Linked DNA regions of Homo sapiens: regions 2 and 3 are each linked to region 1. The links are chromatin loops, found by intact Hi-C in ENCODE. Cell type or tissue: CD4-positive, alpha-beta T cell. All regions are shown on one strand.

Region 1 (8,000 bases):
TGCGAACATAATATATGTGATCTCTTCAACATTGCAGTCACATAATATATGTGAGCTTGGTGGGCCTGGAATGACTCCCAGAGTTACAACCCAGTTAATATGTTATAGACATAAAATACTTTGAAGCTTTTGGAAAACAAAAAGATCTTGTTCAATATTGCAAACGCACTGACGCACGAGGGATCCAGGCTGCAGTGTTGCCTGGCATCATCTGGGGCCATGTGAGCACTGGAATCCCAGATTTCCAATTCTCCCTCCAGAGGTGCATGTGTTGCCTCCTTGTGGATGTCACCACAACACCCGCCATCTTAACACTCTTCAAGGTACTAAGTCCCATCTAGGGTGGTCCAGGTAACACGGGCTCTTGCTAGAACGGGGTCTGAATCCCAACTCCACCACTTCCCCCAGCTACCCAATTGCTATGGACTGAAGTATGTCTCCCCCAGATTCGTATGTTGAAGCCCTAACCACTGATGTGAAGTTTAGGGAGGTAACTAACGTTAAATAAGGTCATAAGGGTGGGTCCCTAATCCAACAGAACTGATGTTCTTACAAGAAGAGGAAGGGACATCAGAGATGAGTGTCCCAGACAGGAAATGAGACTGGAATGATGGACAGGGGCCAGGTGTGCAAGGAAGAAAGGAGTAGGGGAGAGAGGGAAGGAGAAAGGAAGGAAGGAGGGAAGGAGGGAAGAAGGGAAGGAGGGAAAGAAAGAAAGGGAGGGAGGGAGGGAGGAAGGAAAGAAAGAAGGAATGGAGAAGCCACGTGGAAAAAGCCAGGACAGGAAGGCAGGAGGCAATGGTCTCTGAGGTCATATCCCTTCTCTGGGCCTCCGTTTCCTTGCCTGGAAAGAAAATGGTTGGTAATGAAGAGAACAGATGTCTAGAGAAATCTAAGCCATCAACAACAGAGGATGTTGTTCGTGATGTTATTGTCGATGTCGAGAATGTTGTTGTTGGCTGGACCCTTTGCAGGGTCAAGGAGAAAGGGAAGGAAAGGCCTTTCAATTAGTTAGGACTCATCTTAACAACTCCTGGCCTGTTCTGCACGTCCTCCAGTTTCTGCACATTTGTCTCAGTTGTTGAACTATAAGGCATGCCAAAAGGAACTGGAATAATTTTCCAATTTCCACGCAATTCTCTTCTTTATGGACTATGTTCTCAGGGATGCTAGCTCATGAAAGTAAAATTCATATTGGCAAAATGAGTGTTTTACATAGATGTAATTGTCCTCTCTATCAAGTACCTAGCAAGGACATTTTTCTCAACATTAGGAAGGGCCTAGGAGGTCTTTTTTCATTACAGTGGAGCATGCAGTTTATTAAAATCAGTATATCTGTCACTTATACCATTGACCATGGAGGCTTAAGATATATATGTATATTTCTTGCTTCTAAGTTTCTCTTTCAGGAAGGAAAAAGGAATCAATTTCCCTCTGATTGACCTAAATGTCTATAGGTTCCTCGTCTTCTGTATCAGGGTCAACAAATTTTTCTATAAAAGGCCAGATAGACGGTAAATATTTTAGGTTTTGTGGGTTACACTATGTCTCTTCCAACGACTCAACTCTGCCATCATAGCACGAAAACGGCCACAGATGATATCTAAACAAATGCGTATGGCTGTGTTCCGATAAAACTGTGTTTAAAAAACAGGTGGTGGGCCCCTAACAAATTCCGCCCTATCATCTGAAATGGCAACAGCTTTGGCACAAGCTTTAATAAAGAGCACCACCAAGCTATTGCAACACAGTGTCTTGACCTGAACTGTCTGCATGGCCACGGACGGTGGCTCTCCCCAAGCCAGCTCTCAGGGAACAAGAAAAGAGTGAGCAAGCCTGCCAAGCCCAGGGACTCCTGGATGGAACTTTCTTTGGTCATTTTTGCCCACTGCTTACCTGTTGCCATGGACTTAATCTCATCAAGAACAGGGATGATGTTGGGTCTCAGTCGGTCAAGAATTCCGCCTCCTAGCACTGAATTGATACCTACATGCAAATAAGCACAAAGATGGTGAGGGTGGCCTCTGCTCATCTCTCCACCCCTCCCTCATTCTCTCCACACTGCCTCAAGCCCCTCCTGCTGCAAAACCCATTTGCATCCTGGACCCTGTCTAGGGGTTAAACTCGTGTATGGAGATTTCTCTTCAGGGTCTCCGCACCAACTGTTCCCCAGTGAAAAATTAATCACTACAGACTCACCAGGAGCATGGTGTTATCATCTTGACCTGTGTGTAACTCTCTGTGTATCTAACCTCTTCGGCTAGACCAGAGTTCGCACCTGGACTGCACTCTGGTGGGGGCTGTTGTGAGCATTACGGGATGCTTAGAGACATCCCTGGCTTTGACACGCTAGATGTTGGTAGCACTGTCCCCACCCCACCTTCACCTCATTGTGACAACCCAAAATGTCTCCAGATGTCACCAAATGTGCCAAACATCAACCCCCAGTTGAGAAGCACTAAGCTAAACCGTGGCATGCAGGGTTGAGCCCTCTCCATCCAGCCATTTCTGAAGCCACCGGTTTCTCTGAGGAGCTGGCTGCGTCTGTGCAGGGCACCTGGCAGGAAAACAATCTTTCCCTCACGAAGGAAATGGAGAATGAGAGCTTGTGACTGCAAGAATGCTAAAGCTTTCCAGTAAGTGTAAAATGAAAAAACAAAAGGTCCTGCTGCCTGTGAAACAGATGCCTTCGATGAGGGCTAGATTCTAATCGCTGAGTAACAAATGACACATTGGCAATAAGGCTAGGGAATCATCTTTCTGTCTTCCCCCAACTTTCACGTACGTCATTTCTTAGTCCATGTTTTATGGGAGATGAGTCAAAACAAAGAAAAAAAATGTGAAGCAACTTTAAATTTTACTCACTGTTCAGATCTGTGAACGCCTTGTCCTTGGTAGTGTTGTACTGGGCCAATATATATTTGATTTGCTGAAAAAAGAACATTCTGTGAAACCTCCCCTTCTAAGGTCCAAAGGCAATAAGAGGGCAAAAAGAGATTTAATATACAAAAGTTTTCCTGAATCAGGACATTTTCAGGTAACCAGCAAGTTCCTAGAAACCTTTCTGCTTTCTGACAAGTTGGAACCCATGAGCATCACACATTTAGGCTGCTTCCTGCCCAGACACTTTTTAAAACGATGTTCTGAATAGGTAATTCATCAACATACTTCTGGAATACAGAAGAAAGGGTACTTCCTCTCCCATCCCCAACCTTCAACCATCCCATTGCCCTTCTCTAAAGACAATTTGTGTGTCCGTGAGTATGTGTACGTGTGTGTGTGTATGTGTGTGTGTGTGATAGAGACTGCTTGTGTGTCCTTCCCAAGGAATTCGATATATCTATGCAGACATTAGCAAATGGATGTTTATAAAGCTGGATGGTTTCATTACAAGAGTAACTTTGTACAAGTGATGGAAAGTTAACTATACTGCCAAAAAGAAAGGATAATAAGGCCCAAAAACTTTCATTTTTTTAAAAAATCATAAGAACCTTAAAAGTGTTAAGTCCTTCTATAATATGTACTGTAATGTTAAGTTATATCTCAATAAAATAAAAACACCAATTCTGAAATTCGGCTTTTGTACTCTTGAAAATCACTTTCCAGGGCTTTATTTATTCATCCAGGACATTAACAGATAACACCAGTCTACGCTGATTCACTGTGTTTCTAGAAGGTTTGATTGAGATTCCAAATATACACAGGAACTCCAAAAAACCAAAAATATAAAGCATCGCGGTACATAGAGATGATGGTTTTTACCTCTGGAGTTTCATTCAAGAGAGTTCGCAAGTCCTTGAAATTGCTATCTGCCAGTTTCCGACTCCTTTTGATCCGGGTTCTTACCTGGTGATTTGCCACAAAACCATAGAAGATGCCAATGCTGCAGGAAAAGGCAGAGAGAAGAAAGAGCATTTACTGTGTGGTCCATGGTTCTTTGTCCAGGTCCAGGCAGCAGAGCAGGAGTCAGGGAGGAGCCCGCAGAAGGACTGGCCTTTCCTCTCCCGCTGCCCTCTCCTCCCACATCCTTCCCACCGCCATCCCACAGTCAAACCACCACCCACGTAGGGGCTACAAAACAGGACTCAGTCCTCTCAGAGGAGGCAAATTTCCATTCTGTTCAAAATGACTCTCGTCAATGGAACAATGTTCACAACAAATTGTGGAGGAAATAGGTGCAAAAAGGTTATAAGGCAGCATGCATGATCCAGTCCCATTCCTGTCCTCATGTGAATGTGTGTACACACCCTCCTGTGTGAACATATGCATGTGTGTGAACACACACACACGCACACACACACACACACACACTTCTGCTCCCTGACCCCCCAAAGAAGGCTATAGAAAAAAACATCAAAATGGTTAAGAGTACTTGGGCTTCTAAGGCTTTTGGTTTCTCTAATTGTCTGTTAGTGCCTGTATTGTCCAGGTTGGAAAGTAACATGAGTTACTTTAGCATTAAAATGGTATGTGAGAAGCCACATACAACAGAGCACCTATGTTTTATTTCATCTACAGAAAGTGCAAAAACAAGTGAAACGGTGGTGCTGGAAGTCAGTGGTTATGCCCAGAGCAGGGGTAGAATGGCAGAGTACTCTGTTCGTGGGTGGATTCACTTCATGGACACTTACGCATATGTACTTGTGAAAAGGACACTTTCCTCCATGTGAAATATACTTCAAAAAAAGCTGCAAAAACGCCATATGAAAGGCATCTTACAGGAAAGCCTTCTCTATGTGAAAAAACCAAAACGTCTTTTTTCAAGCCATCTAAAATGTCTAATGTAATAATTTTTAAGGGCTCTTACTGTTGACTAGTTACTAATAATCCTTTGACTTAAAATAATTTGACCAATTGGCCTGTTTTTGTGGCAAAAAACGTTCCATTAGAAGGTGCTAATTGCCAAGGTTCTGTTGAATTTGGCCACTAGATGGCAGTAAGGAACTACATAAACATAGCCGAACTATTTTTACCTGCAGAAGCAAGTAAAAAACTTGTTAGTTTGTAATCATCCAGTGGAAGATGTAGATATGGTTTTAGAACTAAAGTTTTGCAAATAATAGGCAAACTTTAAAAACATATCAGATGCAGAAAATCAATACATTGCCTCTTCAGCAAAAGCAATGTCTTGAGGCTTTATCGTGCATATAATTACGGGTAGGATGACTAAACATCCCATTTTTTGTACCTAAAATCCCATGTCCCATTTCTCCATCCTGGGTAAATGGGGACAGTTATTCACCCCACTTATAGTATAAATACATTCCAAGGAGCATTGGTTCATTACTGGTTTCAAAACATACTTTTCCTTTGCAGTATAACATAGGTCTATTAGGTTTCCCAAAATGCTCCAAAAAAGTTTATGTAATATAACGTTGAGGGATATTTCCTATGGTCAACAAGTTGCAGTGTACTGAATACTAGACTAGGGGCACAAGATTTGGGTTCTGGGTCCTGTCCTGCCACCACCGTACTGTACAAGCCAAAGAAAATCACTTTCTTTCTGTGGACTCCAGTTGGTACCTCCAAACTGAAAAGATCAGTTTAGATCTTTAGGTGTAATTAGATAAATTAGATCCAGTCTAACTTAGATTAGATAAGTGCTTCTCAAGCTGTAAAGGAGAGTAGTACTGGATGTACACGTTCTCTAAGATTTTTAAGTTTGGGTTAATTCTGATGGTAATCTTATAAAATAAATATTAACAATATTCTGTCCCATTTGGAATGACCGCCTTATAATTTGTCCTAAATTTGCATTGGTATTTTGGGAGTCAATGCACTACAGCAATAAGAGTTATGAAATCAGGCACTCATGCCAAAGAGGTCAAATGACTCAAAATAATGATTTTGGAGTTTTGTGAAGAAGAAACACACACACACACACACACACACACAAAAGTTGAGTCAGCAATGCACCTGGAGCTTGCTGCCATGCCAAATTCAAAACATGCTAGACCATGACAAGTCAGGCTCACCACCTGAACATACCTGATGTTCACAATGGGGACTCTTGCTCTCTCTTCCCAGCATGCCCAGATTATTTTATTCACTCGTCAGATTCCAGATACAAGAAGTCAAAGTGAACTTGGGAGAAAAGCACCAGTCCAAGTCCACTTTCACTTGACCCTCACTGACCCCTCCACCCATCCCCAAGAGGGAGAAGAACCTCCTTGCCTTGAACTCCCAGAGGCTCCCTTTAATTCTGATGGGATATGTCTCACTTCAGACTCTAATGTGTCTTTATTCTTATCTATGTTTAATTTTCCTAAAAAGAGGTGGAAACTACTTCTTTGTTAACTTTGTATAATGCAGTCTTGTCTACACCGGGTGCTCCAGGAAGGTGAGTTTAGGGGTCAAGCTTTGGTTTCATTTGGGCTATTTAGAAGACTGGCCGTATGTCTAAGTGTGAGTCAGAAACTGTCTTTGTGCCTTTATTGAATAAATGTCCTTACTCACAAGATCATCAGTCAGTGAAATGAATTGCAATACATTTCACTACAACACTCGATTTCAATGCTACATATTTTAGACCTACATTTCTACTAATCGATAATAGATCTAATTAAAATTAAAGCATTGATAATTTTTTAAAAAAACTGTACTAAGCTGGGTGTGGTGGCACACGCCTGTAATCCTAGCTACTTGGGACACCGACATGGGATAATCACTTGAGCCCAGGAGTTCCAAGTCCAGCATGGGCAATATAGCAAGACCCCATTATTAAAGAGAAAAAGAAAAAAAATCTCTACTAAGTATAATTATAGAGTAGAAGTTAGTGATTTTCAAAGCTGATTTTCAAACTAATGCACAAAGTAAATTTTGTATTTAAATTCTAATGCCTGTGTAAGCAGGCAGAAAGCATTAAAGAAAAATTGGGTAGCAGGGGGTCATGGGAGCTGGGAGATCAAAAATGGGCTGGAGGAGCAGCTAAATCTGCAGGTCTCAAAAGCACCACCATGATGGCAGATAAATATTACCGTATCTTCCCATTATCCACAAAAATCTGGGAATCTGGATTCTTATGTGAAATATCCCAATTTTTAAATATTAGCAACTAACAAAAAAAATTTAAATACTATGCAGACCAACTGATGGTCTCCATGTGCAATCTCAAATTTAAACCTTCTATTCAAACACAAATAAAGAACAAAGAAATTATGCTTTGAGGTATTGATTTAGACACTCCCTGTTGTTCAGTGTATTTTTTAGCAAAAAAAAGGTATGTGAATAAATATTTTTATTTGAACAACCTCCAGTCAATTATTAGAATACAATGATACCAAGAGACATTTACCTAACACAAAAAGGAAATCATATTTCAGTGAATATCAGTTCTCTGGCATTTGACATAAATGCCTTTAAACAATCTAAAACATATGCTTTTAAGCAGTACAACAAAATCTCTTAGAATTTTTAGCAGAAGATAGGAATTTTTATTTTTATGGCCTTACATCTTCCATATTTTATTATGGAAAAAACAATTTTCTCACATATACACTTACAAGCTTTTTACAGAGTAAGGCTAAACCTTACTTTTAAACCTTTACTTTAAAACTTGTAACTGTATTGCTCTTACCAATTTCTACTGATTTAATAAAATTAGCCAAAGAAAGCCAAACAAATGCTTTCAGTCTATAACAGCTCTCTTATTAAAAAACAGAAAAATTACATTTAAACTGTAAGTAACCAGACCTCATTCACATGAAGAAAGTTTCATGATTTTCAGGACTGCTACATCTAGCTCAATCTTTTTTCCACAACCTTGTAGCCTCCCATTCAGGAATTGGCAATCACGTCCTAGTATAAAATGAACTTTGAAAATAGCCAGCTTCCTGAAAATGACTGGAATTCAATTCACCATGGGAATTATTAGCAAGACTGGCTTATCATACTCAGAAACTTAGAAACATACAAAGGAAGTCAAGTCATGGTTTTTTTTTTTCCTTCCATAACCTTTATGAGAAATGCAGCGGTGACAAGCAAAAAGAAAGAAAGGAGAA
Region 2 (8,000 bases), 1.3 Mb after region 1:
TATGAAATCTAAGACCAAATATCTTTGACCTCCCAGAACAGATCAAAAGTATAGATCTGAGTATAAATACTGTACCCTACTGGCCTCTCTAAGTATTCATCAGATGGTGTGTTTTTGGCTTAGGGGTTCTTAAATGATATACATAGAGAGAGAAAGGGAAGCAAATTTCTTGGCAGATTCAAGCATCTGTGTAGGGAAGAGGAAGGAAGAGTAGTACACTTAAGAGAATCGCAGTGGAATGGGAGTAAGAGGCTGAGAATAGACACGTTTTAGGTTTAGGCTAAGAATTGAGAGAACTCACACAGTTGCTGCGAGGATCAAAGGATAACATGCAAAAATAGACAGAAAAGTATAGCTCATGAGATAAATGTAAGAAATTCCGGTCCCAGAGGCAGCTGGCAGTGCTACCGGCTCCTGAGCAAGTGAAGCAATGCAAACTGTCGGAGGAATATGGTTCCACTGAACCTATTCCAGCCAGGAATAAACAAGGATGAAAAGGAGGCTTTGGGAACAATGAAGGCAACAAAGACAGCTGGTGGGGGGTGGAAAAAGGAATACATGAAGGGAAGTCCAATTCTGCCATGGCTTGGACATCAAGGTGCTCAAAATTCATGAAGCTCCTCCCTTCTACCATTTGCACCCAAGAGGCCTGAAAATAACCAGATTGCCAGGCCTTTCCTACCTCTCCTTCCCTCTATCTGAAACATCTCTCTTCTCCTTCCTTACTCAGCTCTTTCCTTTGTCTTCTGCTTGGTCATCTCCCAACTATGTTTCAGGTCTCTTAGTTGTCACTTTCTGCAGAAACCCTTTCTGGACTTCCCCTCACCCAATGCTAAATCCTTCTTCTTTTTGGTTCTCCAAACTCCCTGTTCTTTTGTTTGTTTGTTTTTTCTTCCCAGAATGTCTCACAAAACAGCCAAATATACCTCTGTAAAGACAGAAAGTAAAATAACGCTAGTTCTGTGAATTCTCTCTTCTTCTCATGCAAATCCATCAACTGCCATCAATGGACAGAAAGGAGCTCAATGAGAAGCCAAGCTCCCTGTTCTTTCTCCATTTCTATATAGTTACTGCCTCTTGCCATCTTCCCCATCACCCTCCATAAACTTGTTAACCTTGTGAAGGCAAGAACCATGGTGTCTACACAGTACCTGGCCCATAACAGAAACACAATAAATTCATTCATTCATTTACTCACCTGACACATATTTACTGAATATACATTCTGTGCCGGGCACTGAAGTAAAGCAGCAAACAAGACAGATAAATTCTCTGCCTTCATTCTTGGGGGAAGGAAAAGTTTTTTTTTATTTTATTTTATTTTTAAATCAAGTAAATGAAAACAAACAAGACGGTTACAGATTGCTAAAAGAGGTATGGAAAAAAATGAACAGTTTGATGACATGAAAGAGGAAGACCTTCTTTAAGTCTCATGTCTTTGGATTCTGGGAGAATCTGTCCCCTGCAGCCTAAAGCCATGTTCCTTCTTTCACCGGGATTCACTGAGATCCTCAGGGAGATCACAGGGCAATGAGGGGAACTGAAGAGGAAACCAGGGATTGTAATCATATGGGATAAGGCCTATGACAGATACTCACATGGGGCTGGGTGTGATGGAAGGGCCAAGTGGTATGTTGAAAATTTAGGAGCAGTGTTCCAGAAGGGCTTCTGGTGACGATGACTTCGAGCCTGGTGATTCAGAGTACTATGGTTTCTGGGACTGTAGTACTGGATTTGAATCCAGCCCCCACCTCTCACTAGCTGTGTGGCCTTGGATGAGTTACTTAATTTCTGTGTTTCAGGTTCCTCATCTGAAGGATGAGTTAAATGACAATACTCGCCCTACAGGGCAGTTGTGAGGATGAACTTTATTCATATACATAAACTACTTAGAATAGGGTGAATATATAGTGAGTGCTATACATGTTGACCTCGATTACTGTTTTCAGGATGCAAAAGAGTTAGCTCAATGAAGAAAAGAGTGGTGAAAAAGCATCCCAAGAAGAACAAATACCTGTGGAATGAAGGAAAGAATGGAAAGAATGGCAAATGACTCCAAGATGACAGCTTAGTCAACAGGCGCTGGCTTTGTCCGTGAATAATCATAGGGGAGAATCCATTGTGCTAGAGCTGCCTCGTGGGTTAAGAACAAACCCAGGAAAAATAGACGGGTTCTCTGTCCTCACAGGCATATTCAACAAGACTAAACACACAAGGAAGAGAGACTAAACACATGAGAAGGATGCAAGGCAGCAAAAAAACCGGCTCTGAACTAGGTAGCCAGACTCCAATGGTAATCTCAAAAAAAAAAAAAATGAATCATACTATTTTGTTTGTGATGTGCCAGACACTGGGCTAAACACTTTATATGTTTTTCCTGCTTAAATTCAGCCCACAAATACACATTATGTGACTGTCTCTCCATGACAAAACCCCTAGGAGATTTTAGGGAAGGGAGAGATTGACCCAAAGGACCCAAAAAGACAGCAAAGCTTGAGCTAGGCCTTAAGAGAAGGAAAGAATTTGAATAGAAGGTGAGTAAAAGAGAAACTACAGAAGCACAGCCCAAGAGAAACATAATGTGAGCCACAAATACAAGCTACATATCCAATTCTGAATTTTCTAGTGGCCACATTTTTTAAAGTTAAAAAAGGTAAAATTAACTTTTAGAATATATTTTATCCAATATTTGCAATGTATTAAAATTTCAGTATGTAATCAGTATAAAACATTATTAATGAGATGTTTTGCATTATTTTCTTTCTCTACTAAGTCTTTGATATCTGGTGTGTATTCTCTACTTACAGAACTTGTCAGTTTCAAGTAGCCAGACTTCAAGTGCTCAATAGCCCCATGTGACTACCACCTTGGACAGCACAAGTCAAGAGGTTTTGAAAAAAGAAAAGGCATTCATGGATGTCTTGCTAGGCCTCAGTCACTTTTTCTACAAACACAGCTTTATTTAATCTTCCAAACCACTCCCTTAGGGGAATATTGTTACAGGTTGAGTATCCCTTATCCAAAATGCTTGGGACCAGAAGTATTTTGGAATTCAGATATTTTTTCTAATTTTGGAATACTTGCATTATACTTATGCGTTCAGCATCTTTACTCCGAGAATCCAAAATCTGAAATGTTCCAATGGGTATTTCCTTTGAACATTGTGTCAGCATTCAATGGCAAAAGTTTGGATGTGAAATCCAAAAGTTTTGCATTTTGAAGCATTTCGGGTTTTGGATTTTTGGATGAGGGGTATTCAACCTGTATTATCCCCATTTTACAGAGGAGAACACTGAGACTCTAAGAGGTTAAGTTGACAGCTAAATAAGTGGGTTGATCTAGGATTTAAATCCAGCTCTCACCAACTTCAAGCCTGGGCATATTCCTCATGCTGGAATTGTCTTAGGAAACTGCTTCCGAGGACCGTGCACCCCAAAACAAGACAACACCCGGGCAGAGAGAACCACAGAGATCCTGGGATCCACTTCTGAGCAGCTTCCTCCCCAGGCTCCATAGCCCACACCAGCTTTGTACAGCCTCCCGTACAGGGAGCAGGGTGGACAAAAAGCACGCAAACACACGCAACTTTTCTCTTTCCAGTTAATTGAAATTGAGATGTACCCTGCTCCATCACAGCAAAATGACGAAAGGAAAGCAAGGAAGGGCACCTGTGTGGGTAAATCTTTTACTTCTGTTGCAGAGACGTACATGATGAACAGATACTTAGTTGGCTGCTTCTCAGCCAGCCAAGCAGGGCTCCCTTACACCCTTTGCGGCTCTATTTTGTTGTCAATTACTGTTTCTAAAACTATTAAGAGAGGAAGGGGGAAGAGTATAAACAGCATTAACGGTAATTTACGATCTGAAAAGGGACAGCAGGAGTTCGAAATCTGTCTACATTAAGATACTTTCCCCACGCTCCTCTGGGTCCTGGAGCTAGAGGATCAGGATCCAGGATCGTAGGAAAAGGATGTTTATACAACACTTCTGGCAGAAAAGACATTTTTTTTCCTTGCACGCCGAGGGCAAGGTTCAGCTGACTTTCCATAAAGGGTCTGGTCTGTGCCGAGCATGCTGTGGGTACCCTGTCCCTGGTGTGGGAAGATACATGAGCTTTCCAGATTTTTGTTTTATTTTATTTACTTTTTGTTTAATGAACCCTCCCTGATTTCTACAGTCATTCAAGCTTGCTGCCACCCACCCCACCCCACCTCAACCATCAGCAAAGCCCACCAGGAAAATTGCCAAGAGAGACACTCATCAGCTCTTCAGTGAGAATTTTGCCATGCTTCTGCCTTTGGTAACTCCAGATTCTTCCAGACAAAGGTTGACTCCATCACTAAGGCATGTTTTATGCCATCCAGTTTAACTTTGCAGGACCTACTTCTCAAGCCAAGGAATTGCAAGACCACATTATGTAGCAGCTTGAGTTAGAGTCTAAAAGGAGAGCCAGTTGCACCCCAGGATTACCATGATTTTTTCCTTTTTCTTTTCTTTTGAGGTGGGCATGAGATACCACGGTCTGGCTCTGAACACAATCTCTGGCAGCTGCTTATGATTCTCTCAACACTAATGATGTGATCAAGTCTTCGAGTGAATTTTGGAGCTGAAGGGAGAGACAAAAAGAAAATTTCATAAACCACCCCCAGAATCTGTTCGCTGAAGCACCACACATTTACAGTACCACCTTCGCGAACCAGTCTCTTAGATCACTAGCGACCCCACGTGGCCAATTTAAAAGAACAGTAATTTTTCTCCCCCCCCGCAGAAAAGAAACTTAACGCTTCAAGGTTTTACTCCTAAGTCTTCGTAGAATTTAAAAACTGAAAAGCTGTAAGGACCGTTAATGTCACCTGACCCAACCACCTCATTTTACAGGAAGCAGAGGTTGAGAGAGGTAAAAAGGGCCTCGAAAGGTCACACAGAATGTTAAGGTCAAGTTAGGAAGCAATACAAGAAATGATTCTAAGAGATTCTATGCTACTGGATTTTAATTTCTTAATCGAAGAAAGGAAAAGAAGGCTTTTGTTCCCCAGACCAGAAAATAAATACTGCTATTACAGAAGAATCACTGTAATAAGACTGCATGTTTTAAAGGATCCCAAGTTCCAATAGGTATGTAGGCAATACATATATTTCTTTCCTCTTCTACGCCTAAAACTTACCAGAGTACATTAAATAGAGTCACGGCAAGAATGAGGCCAGCATGGACAAGAGGGAGGAGTCGGCATTTGGCAAATGTGAATTAGATGCTCATTCCCAAAGCCTAGCCACTGAGCAAAGGAAAAGATTGGGTTTCATTTCCACCCTCATAATGGCACTGCAGAGTGGACACTATTATTCCCATTTTAGAAATGAGAACACTGAGGCTCAGGGAACTAAACTAACTTGCTCAAAATCTGACAGAGACTAAACTGCAAAGCTAGCTCTCTGCAGGACTTTACTTAATGCCTCAACTTATCCATCCATCAAATGGGATGATAAAGTCGGCCTGTTGATCAGAAAATGTTAGTGTTAGAAAGGGTCCTCAGAGGAACTCTCTTTCAAATGAAAATGGACCCGCTGTACATATAACAGTCAAAAATGATTGGTATCTATCTGCATATATATAATAAAGTCTAGCAAAGAGAACATGGGTGCTGTTGTGACCAGATTAAAGCTGAGAGTTAAACAGGGCATTTGCAGTTTTCGATCTGCTTGAGCATCCGGGCTGTATATTCTGTTTTGTTTACTCTGTAACATAGAGTTTCTGATTCACTTTCCCCAAGATAGAAGTCTATCTTGGTTTGATGGACAATGTTGCTGCTGCTGCAGCTGTTCAAATCACACTGCCCTTCCAGCCTCAGAGCCCTCCTCAATTCAAGAGAGAGATGCTTCATTCAAAGTCTGCTCTAAAACCAGTTAGTACGTGTCTACCTTCAGGTCCACGTGGTGTTAAAATATGACATTCTATATACATTTATATGTGTATGTGTTGATATTTATTACCACTACTAACACAGTTTTAAATTAGGTGCAGATGACCTTAAAATCATTTACTTAACTCAAGCACCACCATAGAATCCAAAAGTTCCAGGAGGAGGAAGGAAAATTTGAAAATCACTGATCCAGTCCAGCCTGCTATCAAGAAACCCTACTTTTGTTAAAACCAAAATGAGAACCTCCAAAATTTAGGATCAGCTCAAATCTCCACTCCTCATCACCATCACTACAACCCCATGTGTCACCTTTCCCACGAAGCATCTCATTTGGTCTCCTTTTGCCATCATAGGTTGGACCCCTTCCCCGCCCCACCCCACTACAGGACACGGTCCCCCATTCTTGGCAGCTCTATCCAAAGCATGGACCAAACCTCCCTTTGCTGTCTGCTCTGAGTACCATGGAAACAGTCTGGAATTTTCCCAATGCCATTTCTAAAATTACTGCAAGAGAATAGAAGGTAAATAAATACAGAAAGTGGGAGAAATCTAAAATCAATGATTTACAAAGCGTGAAATTCTGATCCAAATCTTACTACAGGTCATTCTCTCTCTAGAGCTAGAAAATCTTTCCCTGTTCCAGGAGGAGGTCCCCAAAATAGAAATACTCCATGTAAATTGGTACAAAGACTCTGAAAAGCAATCCAGCACCATCCTTCAAGGTCTGTAAAAAAATTCCTATGCTCGGGCCCTGTAATTTCACTTCTCCAACTCACCTGAATGAAATAATCAAACAGCGAGGGCAGTAATTCATTCACAAAGATGTTTGTCACTAACTCACCTATAATTATATAAAAAAAGAAAACCTGAAAACAAACTGTGCAACAGGGTTTATGATGTAGCCATAAAATGGAACATTACGTAGCCATTAAAAATGATGTTTTAAAGCATTTTTGATAATACTAAGTGGACAAAAAAAGAACTTTTAATGGCATTTAGTGAAAATAGCAAGGTGCAAAACTGGTACACATTATGTAATCAAATATTTCAAACCAAAACAAGAGAAGTATGAGTGTGTAGAGGGAAAAAAAAAAAGAAGAAGAAACTTAGCAAAATGTTCACAAAGTGAACTGACAGAGTGGTGAGATTCATGCTGATTTTCTTCTGTACTTGAATTCTGCTTTACTTTTATGATGAGTTTGCATTAATGTATAATCTGAAAATAAAATAAGTTGGGGTGGTCTCTTTAAAAAATATTTTATTAACTTTGAAGATATTAACTTTTTAAAGATATGAACTCTGTAGCCCAGGAGGCTGACACATTTTCTCAATCTACATCTCCCTACCTCCTCCCTGTCCCCATCGTGCTCCATCTCCACGCCTCCTGCTCCGCCCACCTCATCTCTGCTTCTCCTTTCTGCTTGTGGATCCCAGAGATCCACATTCATGACAGCCAATGATGCGACCCTCCAAGGGACCTTCCAGAGTCACATTTGTCAGGAGGCTGGTACCTCTTCTGAATTATTTACCCTTAAATAAAGCAACCCCATGAAAAATTCACATCTCTCAAACGTCTTGCAAGATTTTTCTTCTCCTCTTGGTTGAAAGGCAGGGTCTATGGAATTCATAATTCATTCAACTAATATTGATTGAGCGTCCACCATGTGCCAGGACCTCTTCTGGAAGAATACATGAGACAAGGCCACCACCCTCTGAGAACTGGCATTCTGGCATGGGCAAAAAATAATAAATAATCATGCAAATGAGGAGAATATCAACTCTGCTAAGTGCTGTTCTCAGAGTGACTCAGTGGCTGCCTGAGACAGTTATTCTTCAGATCTGCGACAGTAAAACCACGAGGGAACGTCCAGGAGGTACCTTGATGCCAAGATGTTTAGAAAAGCTCAACTTCTTCAGGTCTCGTGCACCAGTGGTGAATGCTAGAAGATGCCAAGACCTCTCAAGAAGAGAGTTGCAGGAGGCTTCTAAACACAGACATACGCACATGAGCTGTGGCCAGCTGGCTCCCGTTCTCCTCATAACATTCCCTCCACTCCCTGTCCAGTGATGTTGGTTAGGAGA
Region 3 (8,000 bases), 890 kb after region 1:
GGCTACATGGAGATTTCCCTTCTAAGGCAGAGAACGCTTTGATGCATCTGGCCCCACACCTGCAAGTGAAAAGGAGACACAATGCCTGATAGGCCTCTATGGAGTTTGGAGGCAGTATATTTCTCATTTGGGTGCATTAGTCCAACTCATTTACTGGGTGAACCAAAAAGCTGCTAATTTGAGGGGCACAGAACAAGAGAAGTCTCTGCAGCAGGTCTTGGCTGCTGTGCAACCTGCTCTGCCACTTGGACCATACGATCCAGCAGATTCAATAGTGCTTGGTGTCTCCGTGGCAGATGGGCAAGGAATGCTGTCTGGAGCTTTAGCAGGCCCATTAGGTGGATCACAGCACAGGCCCTCGGGATTTTGAAGCAAGACCTGCCATCCACTGTGGTTAACTACACTTGTTTTGAGAAATAGCCCTTGGCCTGCTACCAGGCCTTAGTAGAGACTGAACCATGAGCCAGCAAGTCACCATGGGACCTGAGTTGACCACAAGGAATTGAGTGTTAGCTGGCCTATCAAGCTATAAATGGAGGCGTGCACAGCAACACTCCATTATCCAATGGAAATGGTGTATACATGATGGGGTCTGAGCAGGTCGTGAAGGCACAAGTAATTTACATGAAGTGTCCCAAATGCCATGGTCGCCAGTTCTGCTACACTGCTTTCTCTTTTCCATTTTGGACTTATGACCTCATGGGGGGTCCCCTACAATCAGTTGACAGAGAAAGAGAAGGCTTGGAACAGGTTTACCGATGGTTCTGCATCATGTGCAGGCACCACTGAATGTGGACAGCTGCAGCACCACAGCTCTTTCCTGGGGCATCCTGAAGGACAGTGGTAGATGGAAATCCTTCCAGTGGGCAGAATTTTAAGCAATGCATCTGGGTTTTTTTTTTTTGCCAGGAAGAAGTAACAGCCAGATATGCGATTATATACACTTCATGGGCTGCATCTATTGGTTTGGCTGGATGATCGGGGACTTAAAGAGATCGTGGTTGGAAAACTGGTGACAAGGAAATCTGGGAAAGAGATATGTGGATAGACCTCTTTGAGTGGGCATAAAACATGCAGATATGTTAGTTCCACGTGAATGCTCATCAAAGGGTGACCCCAGCAGATGAGGGTTTTAATAATCAAGTAGATAGGGTGATCCAGTCTGTGAGTACCAGTCAGCCTCTCTTCCCAGGCAACCCTATCTTCACCCAATAGGCTCATGTACAAAGTGACCATGGTGTCAGGGATGGAGGCTATGCATGGACTCAGCAACATGGACTTCCACTCACCAAGGCCAATCTGATTATGGCCTCTGCTGGGAGCCCAATCTGCCAGCAGTAGAGACCAACACTGAGTCCTCAATATGGCACCATTCCTTGAGGTGATCAGCTTATCACCTTGTGGCAGGTTGATTACATTGGACAATTTCCACCATGGAAGGGGCAGTGTTTCATTCTTAATGGAATAGATGCTTACTCTGGAGATGAATATGTCTTTTCTGCTGCAATGCTGCTGCCAAAATTACCATCCATGGACTTACAGAATGCCTTATCCATCGTCATGGCATTCTATAGAGTATTTCTTCTGATCAAGGAACTCACTTCAGAAGAAAGTGTGGTACTGGGTGCATGTTCATGGAATTCACTGGTCTTACCATGTTCCCCACCATCCTCTAGCAGCTGCACTGATAGATCAGTGAAATGGCCTGTTGAAAACTCAGTAACAATGTCAGCTAGGTGGCAGTACCAGGCAGGGCTGGGGCAAGGCTTTCTAAAAGACTATGTAAGTCTCTCAGTCAGCATCCAGTATATAGTACTGTTCCTCCTATAGCCAGGATTCATGGGTCCAGGAATCAAAGGGTAGAAATGAGAGTGTCACCATTCACTATTACCTTTAGGGACCCACTAGCAAAATTTTTGCTTCCTGTTCCTGCAACCTCTTCTCTGCTGGCCTAGAGGTCTTAGTTCCAAAGGGAGAAGTTCTTCCATCAGGAGACACAAAAATGATTCTTTTGAACTGGAAGTTAAGACTTCCAGCCATTTAGGGCTCCTCAGGACTCCAAATCAATCAACAGGCAAAGAAAGGAGTTTTTGTACTGCCTGGAGTGAGTGATCCTGACTTCCAAGGGGAAACTGAACTGCTACTCCACTATGGATGTATGGAATGTAGGAGATTCCTTAGCATGTCTCTTAGTGTCACCATGCCCTGTGATTAATGTCCATGAAGAGTGACCCAATCCAGGAAGGACTACAAATAGCTCAGGACCTTCATAAATGAAAGTTTGGGCCACCCCAACAGGTAAAGAACCACAGCCAGCTGAGGTGTTTGCTGAAGGCAAGAGGAATACAGAATGGGTAGTGGAAAAAGGTCATTATAAACACTGGCTACAGCCATGTGACCAGTTACAGAAATGAAGGCTGTCATTGTCATGAGTATTTCTTCCTTATTTTGTTACGAGTATGTCTGTGTGTGTGTATGTGTGCATTAAGCAAACGTTGTTTTCTTCCCTTTCTTATTTTCTTATCACATATTATAAGATGTGTTGACTTTATAATATAGTATTTAATATTATTAACTACATCATAATTTATAAGTCATAAAATATCAAGCAGAAGAGTTAACATCACTCAAGGACTTTATTTCCTCCTCTGTGGAAGGGGTTAGTGCATTTCTGGTTTTACACATGATAGTTGTATAACATTTGGTGGAATTTTGACCTTTTAATTCTGTTTATTTGGAGAATAAGTATGATTTAAGAGGATGTGTGTGGGTGCCAAGTTGACAAGGGGTGGACTTGCGATTGTTAATTCTATGTCAACTTGACGGCCATGGAATGCCCATGTATCTGATTAAGCATTATTTCTGGGTGTGTTGGTGAGAGTGTTTCTGGAAGAGATTAGCATTCGAGTTAGTGGACTGAGTAGCGCAGATGGCCTTTCCCAATGTGGGTGGGCATTATCCAGTCACTGAAGGCTTGTATAGAATAAATGGTGAGCATTAACTAAATCACGTATCATGACTGTGTAAGATGTTAACATTAGGTGAAGCTTGGTGAAGAGCATACAGCAACTCTCTGTACTATTTTTGCAACTTTTCTTTAAGTCCAAAATTTACGCAAATGTAAATTCTAAGTCACACAACATGGTGCCATAAAAGATAAGTGTGTGTATAAATCCTATACACACACTTATTTTTTATGTTTGGCACAAACATTTCGAGTGATGTTTAACAGAAAAATACTCATTTATATTTGCTTTATTTAAAGATAAAACTTGCGGTTGTCATTTACTTTTCTAGTTCAGGGAGTAAGTGGGTTACCACCGCTCTCTCAGTCGCTGAATGACATTAATTTTGCCTTTGGAGTATTTATTACAGCAGTGTGTTTCCTCAAACAAGTTAAAAATTTTGGAATCCCTTTTATTCACCATGTAAATGGCAACACGGTTGTCTTAGAATTCCACAATGTGTCAAGCTTCAGTAGTCAACATGGTCAGTGACCCAGATCTTACACCACATTCCCTTGTGAGGAAGATATTCTTCTGAGCCTAAAATGTTGAAGACGTTTCTCTTTTGCTGCTGAGGTCTTCATACCAGCTTGTTTCCTTCAACCCCTGCTATGCTAAACTCTAAGGCACAATCCCAATTATTTTGCTTTATGTGAATTTCAATGTGTTAGTTTCCCTAGTTTAAAAAATAAGCTCCTCATCTACTGGAACTTGGTTTGACTGCACATTTTTCTTTCCAGTGTGTTTACTGCAGAAGAATTTGAGCCATACATTTTAGTTATTTATAGGACTCTGCTTAAGGTTATGGTGAAATTGAACAATTTCCCAAGATTCAGGCTGTGGGTTTTGGGGAGGGGGCTGTGAGATTGGTCCGGAGAATCCTGCTTTGGGAACTAGATCATCACTCAATGGGGAGGGGACAATGGCCCTACAGATTGGTGTGGTCAGTATATGGACAACAGAAAGTGGCACGCCGACCCTCATATCTGGAGTATGATTGCTTATTTAGAATCAAACAATGAAAACAAACAAAATCAAAGAGATGACATGAGCAGATCCATTGATAACCCGCCTTTTTAAAAACGACACAAAGTTCCGGCCCTCTTTCCCCAGTCAGAACAGCCGGTTTCCCTCCTGTACATTCCCTGCCCTTATAGCAGGTAATGGCCTGAATGCACGGTGATTTCCCTTGAGCAGGGGCGGTACCTGGGGAGCTTGCGTTGTGACTGCCTCAGCGCCTCCTGTCTCCCTCTAGTGGCAGCCTCAGGGAGGGCAAGCATACGAATGTAAATTCTAAATCACACCACAGGGTGTCCTTGTTTAAAGTTCTCCAATGTCTCCTTATCACTTAGAATAAACCCTAGCTATCTACCAGTCTCTGTGAGGCCACTCACTATTGGACCCTGTGTACATCTCTGAGCACGTCCATGTCTTTCCTCTTCCCAGTTCTACCGCCTTCCTTCTGACTTCAAATACGCCAAACTAGAATTCCCTTTAAGGTCTTTGTACTTGCTTTTTACTCTCTGGGATTCTCTTTTGCCCAGACTCTAAGCCTACCTTCTGATCATTATTCAGGTTTCAGCTTAAACACCACCTCTTCATCGGAGTCTTCCCTAATGACCCAATCTACAGAAACCCACTTTCTTCATTGCACAGCCATATTTTATTAGTTCTTCATGGAATTCACCAACGTGGTGAAACTCTGTCTCTACTAAAAATACAAAATTAGCCGAGGGTGGTAGTGCACGCCTGAAATCCCATCTTCCTGGGAGGCTGAGGCAGGAGAATCGCTTGAATCTGGGAGGCAGAGGTTGCAGTGAGCCAAGATCACACCATTGCACTCCAGCCTGGACAATAAGAAGGAAACTCTGTCAAAAAAAAAAAAAAAAAAAAAAAAAGGCGGGGAGGATATTTAAAGAAGGATATTCTTTTTTTTTTTTTTTTTTTGAGACAGAGTCTCGCTCTGTCACCCAGGCTGGAGTGCTGGAGTGCAGTGGCGCGATCTCAGCTCACTGCAAGCTCCGCCTCCCGGGTTCACGCCATTCTCCTGCCTCAGCCTCTCCGAGTAGCTGGGATTACAGGCGCCAGCCACCTCGCCCGGCTAATTTTTTATATTGTTAGTAGAGATGGGGTTTCACCGTGGTCTCGATCTCCTGACCTCGTGATCCACCCGCCTCGGCCTCCCAAAGTGCTGGGATTACAAGCGGGAGCCACCGCGCCCAGCCAAAGAAGGATATTCTGATAATATTGCAATGGGAAAAAAATCTCTATGGGAAATATATTCCAAAGTCAAGCATAAGACCTGGAAGTCAATGGAGAAAGAATTGATAATTATGGCAATGAAATTATCGTTTGTATAACACAGTGAGCCAAGTTAAGAGATAAATAAAACATTTGGTGGCAATATTTGCAAAATAAATGAATAAAGATTAATAGCCTTAATTTTTTTAAAATGTATATCTCAATAGGAAAATGAAAACAATCCTATAGAAAATGAACATTAGATATAAACCAACAATTCACACAGTACAAATCACCACTGAGAATATGGAAAGACATTCAACCTCACTTATAATCAAGAAAATGAAAATCAACATAAAATGCTGGTTTCTGTTAGATTAATAACAGAAAAAATTCACGTCTGTCAGAGAAGTAGAGGAATGGCCATAGTAATCACTGGGGAAGAGTGTGAATGGGTCCTGTCCTTTTGGAAGACAATTTGTCAGTGTCCACCAAAATGTATAATGCACATATACAATAATTTCACAGTTATGTATTTTGTAATAACTGACATTTCTTTGACTATAAGTGAGATTAAGTATTTTCATGACAATCATTCATCTGTATATTTTTCTATTCTGAACTTGCCTGCTTATGGCCTTTGCCTGCTTTCCTACCATTAGATCATTAGCTGAGTAAGAGGTGGGGAGGAAAGGAAGCACAAAAAGGCCCCTAAAATATACTTCCTCATACGTGAGCTGTTGAACTCCTTCATCATTTCACTTTCAATAGTGGAGCCAGTGGAGGCAATAATATAATTACAATCATTTCTTAGTAGTGGCTGTCAGGCCTCTGAGCCCAAGCTAAGCCATCACATCCCCTGTGACCTGCAAGTACACATCCAGATGGCCTGAAGTAACTGAAGAATGACAAAAGAAGTGAAAATGGCCTGTTCCTGCCTTAACTGATGACATTACCTTGTGAAATTCCTTCTCCTGGCTCATCCTGGCTTAAAAGCTCCCCCGCTGAGCAACTTGTGACACCCCCTCCCCACCTTGCCCCTGCCCGCCAGAGAACCCCCTTTGACTGTAATTTTCCTTTACCTACCCAAATCCTATAATATGGCCCCACCTCATCTCCCTTTGCTGACTCTCTTTTCGGACTCAGCCCGCCTGCACCCAGATGAAATAAACAGCCTTGTTGCTCATACAAAGCCTGTTAGGTGGTCTCTTCACGGGGACAGGAGTGAAAGTGGCCCCACCCCCAGAAACTTGCAATCCTTTATTACTTGCTACAAAGATGAAATAATTGCATTTAAATATAAGAAGATCGAACTTAGCATGCATTCTTTAATTCAGTTAGCAAACATTTATTGACTACCTACATTTGCCAGGGACTGTTTCCTTTATCCTTCCGCAACCCTTTTTTCGCCCACTCTTACGTATAAAATATATACAACCTCTTTTTTTTTTTTTTCTTTTTTTGAGATGAGTCTTGCCCTGTAGCCCAGGCTGGAGGGCAATGGTGCAATCTCGGCTCACTGCAACCTCTGCCTCCCAGGTTCAAGCGGTTCTCGGTTCTCCGGCCTCAGCTTCCCGTATTTCTGGGATTACAGGCGCACTCCACCACACCTGGCTAATTTTTTTTTTCTGTCTTTAGTAGAGACGGGGTTTCACCATGTTGGCCAGGCTGTCTCGAACTCCTGACCTCGTGATCCTCCCGCCTCAGTCTCCCAAAGTACTGGGATTACAGGCGTGAGCCACTGCGCCTGGGGTGTACAACCTCTTAAGAAGCAGTGGCATGGCAGAGGAATCAAAGCCAGCCATCAGAGTCCACAAAAAAGGTGATCAAGTTTTCCTTCTGAGCAAGAAGGGAAATTGTGTTATTAAAATTTAAAAAGCAGAATCTTGAAAACTTGAAAATTCTACAATTTTTTTAAAAAGTTAACAAAATTCTACGTGTATTTATAGCTTTTTTGCCCATCTTTGCTAAAATATATATGTGTGTGTGTATATATATATATATATATATATACACACACACACATAAACATTTATATGTGCATATTTATATGAATGAATTTAGACAAGAAATGTCCTGGAAGAAGGCATTTGAAACATTTTCTCAAAAGGTGAAATTTCATACTATTTTCATTTCTTTTTGTCTTATTTTTATTTTTTTAACTTTTTGCTACTAAGGTATACTACCCCTAATAAACTCAGAAAAGAAAAGATTCCTTGTGTAGTAGTTAAAAGTAGGTTCTGTAACCAACAGTCCCAGTTTCTTTTTGGTTTCCTTTCTGTCACTTTCTTATCTCATGAATTTGACAATTACTTTTAAAAAGTTACTTGAACTATGCTAAGCTTTAGTTTCTTCACCTGAATCTAGTGATAATAACTAATAACTACTCTTAAGGGTTCTTAGTTTGGATTAAATAAGATCAAGGGAGAAAAGCCCTTAGGATATAGCTTCACACATAGTAAATACTCTCAGGGTTAGTTCATTTCTTTCCTCCTCTCTTTTCATGTGGACAAATGGTTAACTTCAATTAAACATTAGGGAGTCTATAGGAGCCATAACTGTACATCTGGGGGTTTCTGGGATAGTCCCAGTTTCAAATATCGTATCCTGTTGCCAGACCACATGTACTGATTTTAATTTAGGATTCATGATTTTCATCAGGCTTATGTTCCTTTTGTCATCTTATCATAATATCGAACATCTTTGAGCATATGCTATGTGCCATCCAATCTTCTGTAATGAGGAAAAATAGCT

What was found. A loop is a pair of places that touch in the nucleus more often than their neighbours do. Peaks named below come from ENCODE experiments on the same cell type or tissue, not always from the same donor. Only the 100,000 strongest peaks of a DNase experiment are listed, where the experiment ranks them.
Region 2: it touches region 1 in a loop (4-fold over the local background); 4 of 110 quality-filtered maps call a loop at or near these places.
Region 3: a loop joins it to region 1, with 15 times the contacts of the local background. A loop is called at or near these places in 4 of 110 quality-filtered maps.

The regions. Positions count from the first base shown.
Region 1 is chr4:16,021,430-16,029,429 of GRCh38, forward strand. It overlaps PROM1 (prominin 1), which reads right to left. Exons shown (of 28, transcript NM_006017.3): 6 at 3,763-3,883; 7 at 2,866-2,929; 8 at 1,897-1,986. Among named protein-coding and RNA genes, the nearest start is that of PROM1, 59 kb to the right of the region's middle. In CD4-positive, alpha-beta T cell, CTCF peaks have their summits at 4,955 (motif pointing right) and 5,154; a DNase peak (open chromatin) is centred at 4,932; H3K27me3 peaks cover 190 bases.
Region 2 is chr4:17,319,848-17,327,847 of GRCh38, forward strand. SNORA75B (small nucleolar RNA, H/ACA box 75B) reads right to left here and starts at 1,035; the gene lies at 899-1,035. In CD4-positive, alpha-beta T cell, CTCF peaks have their summits at 4,729 (motif pointing left) and 4,929; a DNase peak (open chromatin) is centred at 4,724.
Region 3 is chr4:16,912,669-16,920,668 of GRCh38, forward strand. No RefSeq gene overlaps it. Among named protein-coding and RNA genes, the nearest start is that of LDB2, 18 kb to the left of the region's middle. RefSeq lists a silencer at 4,110-4,189 and an enhancer at 5,740-6,557. In CD4-positive, alpha-beta T cell, CTCF peaks have their summits at 4,274 (motif pointing left) and 4,478; a DNase peak (open chromatin) is centred at 4,233.